Linked DNA regions of Homo sapiens: region 1 is linked to region 2. Evidence: read pairs that join two places in POLR2A ChIA-PET (ENCODE). Cell type or tissue: GM12878. All regions are shown on one strand. Each heading gives the region's core, and the rest is flanking DNA. Links, peaks and the distances in the headings are about the cores only.

Region 1 (3,144 bases), core at 230-2,729, 120 kb before region 2:
AAAGATGATCTGGTAAGACCCATTCCATTTAAGTGTGAGGGGAGGATTGAGGAGAGGACTGGGATCTTTTACCAGAACCCAGTCTCCTGGCTGTAGGAAGTGATTAGAGAAGTCGGCGATGGGTCGTGTCAGGTATTCGTCAGCATATTCCCAAATGAAATGGCAGATGGTATGTAGAAGTGGGGAAATGAGGCCAGGCACGGTGGCTCACACCTGTAATCCCAGCACTTTGGGAGGCTGAGGCGGGTGGATCACGAGGTCAGGAGTTCGAGACCAGCCTGGTCAATGTGGTGAAACCCCGTCTCTACTAAAAATACAAAAATTAGCCGAGCGTGATGGCATGCACCTGTAATTCCATCTACTTGGGAGGCTGAGGCAGGAGAATTGCTTGAACCTGGGAGGCAGAGGTCACAGTGAGCCAAGATCTTGCCGCTGCACTCCAGCCTGGGTCTCAAAAAAAAAACAGTAACAAAAAAGGTTTTAAAATTAGCTGGTTGCAGTGGTGTTTGCCTGTAGTCCTAGCTACTCAGGAGGCTGACGTGGGAGGATCATTTGAGCCCAGGAGTTCAAGGCTGCCGTAAGCTATGATCATGCCGCTGCACTCCAGCCTGGGTAACAGTGAGACCCCTGTTTCTGAAAAAGAAACAGAAAAACAAACCCCAAACAGCCAGTCTCTGTAACTGTGAGAAATAAATTTCTGTTATTTAAGTACTCAGCCTATGATATATTTGTTACAGCAGCCTAAACTGACTGAGACAACTACTAAGGCATTTAGTTTATTTACCTTTAATGAAATTAGTCTCAAAAAATCTATTGCCCTAGTTTATACTATCTTTCACTTCCTATTCTTTTTCTTTTGAGAGAGAGTCTCGCTCTGTCACCTAGGCTGGAGGGCAATGGTGTGATCTCGGCTCACTGCAACCTCCGCCTTCCGGGCTCAAGTGATCCTTTTGCCTCAGTCTCCTGAGTAGCTGGGATTACAGGCGTGTACCACCATCCCCAGCTAATTTTTATATTTTTAGTAGAGACGGGATTTTGCCATGTTGGCCAGGCTGGTCTCAAACGCCTATCCTCAAGTGATCTGCCAGCCTTGGCTTCCCAAAGTGCTTGGATTACAGGCATGAGCCACCATGCCTGGCCTTCCTATTTTTTTTTTTTGACTCTTTTTTGGTATTAATTATATTCTTCCTTGCTAGTTTGGAAGTTAAATACTCTATTCAGGTTTGAGATGCTTTTTTTGCCTTTTGTTTTTTGGGTTGATTTTTTTTGGTTGTTACCCTATAAGCTGCATTGTGATTACTTAAATTACAAAGTTAATCTATTTCTTTATCTCCTCCAGAACACAGACCTGTCATATGTTTTAATATTATCTTTTTTCTTTCAAATTTAACTATTACTAAACATTATCATTGTTTTATAGTTAATATTTTATACTTACCCAAAGTCTTTTTTACATGTTGTTTCTTCTTGTAGCTTCATTTAGGATCAATTTCCTTCTAGCTAAAATATATACTTTAGATTTTTCCTATAGGGAGAGTTTGCTGGCGAAAGAGTGAGTTTTATTTGTCTGAAACAATTTTATTTTGTCTTCATTAAAACAAATTTTAGGGCCGGGAGAGGTGGCTCACGCCTGTAATCCCAGCACTTTGGGAGGCCAAGTCGGGCAGATCACAAGGTCGGGAATTCGAGACCAGCATGGTGAACATGGTGAAACCCCGTCTCTATAAAAAATACAAAAATTACCTGGGCATCATGGCACATGCCTGTAATCCCAGCTACTCGGGAGGCTGAGGCAAGAGAATCACTTGAACCTGGGAGGCAGAGGTGGCAGTGAGCTGAGATTGAGCTCAAAAAAAAAAAAATTTAATTGGGTTTAGAATTCCAAATTTTCAGTTGCTTTTCCTCAGCAATTTGAAGATAACATTTCACTATCTTCCAGCTTACATTGTCTTTAAGCCAGCTGTCACTAACTCAGCTTCTTTTGAGATGATCTCCTTGCTGGCGCAGTAGCTCACACCTATAATCCCAGCACTTTGGGAGGCCAAGGTGGGTGGATCACCTGAGGTCAGGAGTTCGAGACCAGCCTGGCCAACATGGTGAAACCCCGTCTCTACTAAAAATACAAAAAAAAAAGTAGCTGGACATGGTGGTGGGTGCCTGTAATCCCAGCTACTTGGGAGGCTGAGGCAGGGAGAATCGCTGGAACCCGGTAGGCGGAGGTTGCAGTGAGCCGAGATCGAGCCATTGCATTCCAGCCTGGGTGAAAGAACAAGACTCTGTCTCAAAAAGAAAAAAGAAGATAATCTCCTTTCTCTCCTGCTGTTTTATAATCATTCTTTGTCATTGTTGTTCTGAAATTTCACCATTTTATGTCTGTGTGTGGGTTTCTTTTCTATGTACATAGACATACCTATGTACATAGACTGAAACTTATGCACATAGGTTTATTAAGATATATTCATAGGTTATAAACATATATACATAGGTTGTAAACATATAAACATAGCCTAAAAAAAATATAAAGCAAAAACATCACAAGAAGAAACAAGCTGGGTATGGTGGCTCATGCCTGTAATCCCAACAATTTGGGAGGCCGAGGTGGGCAGATCACCTGAGATCGGGAGTTTGAGACCAGCCTGACCAACATGGAGAAACCCCATCTCTACTAAAAATACAAAATTAGCCGGGCATGGTGACGGATGCCTGTAATCCCAGCTACTCAAGAGGTTAAGGCAGGAGAATCACTTGAACCTGGGAGGTGGAGGTTGTGGTGAGCCGAGATTGCGTCACTGCACTCCAGCCTGGCAACAGAGTGAGACTCTATCTCCAAAAAAAAAAAAAAGAAGAAACAGACAAATTTATATTCAATCATATTGGAGGATTTGAAAATTAATAATTGACAGAAAATGTTCATCGAGTAGATTTGATAAACATGATTACATATTTACTATGGTAGAAGCATAGAACGCTATACTAACAACTGCAAAAATCACATTCTTTTTAAGCACGCAAAATTTTTATTAATTGAAGACAGATTGTCTGTAAATCAAATCTCAAGAAAATTGACAGAATTAAAATGAGGACATTCTCTGACCATAGGCACATGTCAGAGATATTATAGGTTCAGTTCCAGATCATTGCAAT
Region 2 (3,144 bases), core at 321-2,820:
AGAACTGACTAGCATTTTAACTTGCAAAAAAAGACAAGTTAGTACAGAACTAGCACATCTAATTTTTAAAAAAGTATTTGAACTATAACATGGTGAAATCCCGTCTCTATTAAAAATACAAAAATTAGCTGGATGTGGTGGTGGGCGCCTGTAATCCCAGCTACTGTCAAGGCTGAGGCAGGAGAATTGCCTGAACCCAGGAAGTGGAGGTTGCAGTGAGCCGAAATCGCACCATTGCACTCCAGCCTGGGTGTCAAGAGCAAGACTGTCTAAAAAAAAAAAAAATCACAAAGTCAGGAGATAGCTCAGATTGTTATATATTAGTCAACAATTCTGATTGGATAACTTTGGGGTCAGTCTTGATAAAAAGAAAAACAGTATGTTTCTGTCTTTTGCATAAAAAATAACTTCACGGCTTATCTTGGAATTCAAAGCTTTTGAAATATTTCTGGTTTTCGTGGCTTATCTTAGAGTGCAAAGCTTTTAGGAATGTCAGCCTTTTCCAGACTATGGTACAGGATGGGCTTGATTAGTCGATATAGTGGGCATGATATTCGTTTTACAGACTAGAGTTCACACTAAATGGCCATAGGCTCCCATAGGGCCACCAGGTAGAGTTGTGCAGATTGTATAGGCTGTGCACTGCACAACTTTTTATGTTATGTGCACAGTGCCCTCTGGAGTTATAAAATGCAAAGTCGGCTGGACGTGGTGGCTCTCGCCTGCAATCCCAGCACTTTGGGAGGCCGAGGCAGGCAGATCACAAGGTCAGGAGTTCGAGACCAGCCTGGCCAACATGGTGAAACCCCATCTCTACTAAAATACAAAAATTAGCTGGGCGTGGTGGCATGCGCCTGTCATCCCAGCTACTCAGGAGGCTGAGGCAGGAGAATCGTTTGAACCCAGGAGGTGGAGGTTGCAGTGAGCCGAGATCGTGCCATTGCACTCCAGCCTGGGAGACAGAGCAAGACTCTGTCTCAGAAAAAAAAAAAAAAAAAAAAGCAAAGTCTACTCAGCCATACCTGGAAGCCTAGACGCCAGGCAGGTAACACAAATCAGTGAAACCTGGGGCCCTTTGAAAGGATTCCAGCAAATTTAAAAATAATGGTCAGAGCACTGTGGAGTTGTAGAAAAACAAATTTGCAGACTATGTTCAGCCTTGGAGCTCAAGTTTGGGACCTCTGCCATATAAGGTAGAGGCAGTCAATATTTTTGTCAAGGTAATGATGCAAAGAGATATGTAAAATAGATTACCATAGAGAAAAGAGGCTACAAAGAAATAAAAAAGTCAGAAAAGTACTTCAATAATCTGGGCTGAGGAAACAGGGGCCTGGCCGGGCCAGAACTATGTGGATAGACATAGAAAGAAAAGAATTAGTAGAATTTAGTGATCAGATTCAGGTTTGATTCTGAACCAAATCAATTCAGACTTGATTTCTCATAAGACAAAAAAAAAAAAAAAAGAAAGGGAGACCAGAGTAATGCAAGGTTTTGAACTTGGGTCCTTAGGAAAATACCTGGAAGAAAAATATTTACCTTGGAAATAATTTCAGATTAAAAAATAATCTTTTGACCGGGTGTGGTGGCTCACGCCTGTAATCCCGGCACTTTGGGAGGCCGAGGCAGGCAGATCATGAGGTCAGGAGATGGAGACCATCCTGGCTAACATGGTGAAACCCCGTCTCTACCAAAAACACAAAAAATCAGCTGGGCGTGGTGGCGGATGCCTGTAGTCCCAGCTACTCGGGAGGCCAAGGCAGTAGAATGGTGTGAACTCATGAGGCGGAGCTTGTAGTGAGCCAAGATCGCACCACTGCACTCCAGCCTGGTCAACAGAGTGAGACTCAGTCTCAAAAAAAAAAAAAAAAAAAAAAAACTTTTAGGATAGGATAGTAAAAATCATGTTTTGAAAGCTTATGTAATGCTGGCCGGGCACGGTGGCTCACGCATGTTGGGAGGCTGAGGCAGGCGGATCACTTGAGGTCAGGAGTTCGAGACCAACCTGGCCAACATGGCGAAACCTTATCTCTACTAAAAATACAAAAATTAGCCAGGCTTGGTAGTGGGCGCCTGTAATCCTAGCTACTGGGGAGGCTGAGGCAGGAGAATCACTTGAACCTGGGAGGCAGAGGCTGCAGTGAGCAGAGATCGAGCCACTACACTCCAGCCTGGGCAATAAAGTGAGACACCATCTTAAAAAAAAAGAAAAAAGCGCTGGGAGCAGTGGCTCACCTCTGTAATCCCAGCACTTTGGGAGGCCGAGGTGGGCGGATCATGAGGTCAGGAGATCGGGACCATCCTGGCTAACACAGTGAAATCCCATCTCTACTAAAAATACAAAAAATTAGCCGGATGTGGTGGCGGGCACCTGTAGTCCCAGCTACTCGGGAGGCTGAGGCGGGAGAATGGCGTGAACCCAGGCGGCGGAGCTTGCAGTGAGCCGAGATTGTGCCACTGCACTCCAGACTGGGTGACAGAGTGAGACTCTGTCTCAAAAAAAAAAAAAGAAAAGAAAAAAGCTTATGTAATGCTATGGCACTGCTCATAATAAAAAAAATGTGAGAAAAAAGCAGACAAGAGGAAGACAAAAATTGGAAAAAAAACTATGCAAAAACATTAACAAAATGTTATCCTCAGCAATGTGATTGTAAGTTATAAAAATTTTCTTCCTTGTACTATGTTTCCAAACTTTCTACAATGAATGTTATATTTAAAAATAGAAAAAAATACTTTTAAAGATCCTAGAGGCTTCCCTTTTACAGAAACCATAAATTCAACCTTCATTATTTTGTTTTTGTGGTAACCATTTGTGACAGTAAGTGCTAACAGGCTTGGCTTTTTGGTTTTGGAAAAATTGGTCCTTGTGTACTAAATAGAAAGTCCTTGTAATCTCGAGGAGATAAAGATTTAATGTTGCCTAGTGATACAGATTTGTTTTAGGCATTATTTTCTTATTCAAAAACTAACTTCAATTGTTTTAATGATTTTTAGAAAAGATGGTTTTCCTTTTTTTTTTTTTTTGAGATGGAGTCTCGCTCTGTCGCCCAGGCTGGAGTGCAGTGGCGTGATCTTGGCTCACTGCAACCTCCACCCCCCGGGTTCAAGCAATTCTGTGCCTCAGCCTCCCAAGTAGCTGGGATTACA

The links. Peaks named below come from ENCODE experiments on the same cell type or tissue, not always from the same donor. Only the 100,000 strongest peaks of a DNase experiment are listed, where the experiment ranks them.
Region 1: POLR2A ChIA-PET joins it to region 2 with 9 read pairs; 9 of 35 experiments call an interaction of 5 or more read pairs at or near these places.

Annotation. Positions count from the first base shown.
Region 1 is chr12:31,903,379-31,906,522 of GRCh38, reverse strand. No RefSeq gene overlaps it. Among named protein-coding and RNA genes, the nearest start is that of LINC02422, 18 kb to the right of the region's middle. In GM12878, for the core only: no CTCF peak of the experiment used is centred there; no DNase peak of the experiment used is centred there; H3K27ac peaks cover 406 bases.
Region 2 is chr12:31,787,247-31,790,390 of GRCh38, reverse strand. No RefSeq gene overlaps it. Among named protein-coding and RNA genes, the nearest start is that of H3-5, 3.5 kb to the left of the region's middle. In GM12878, for the core only: no CTCF peak of the experiment used is centred there; no DNase peak of the experiment used is centred there.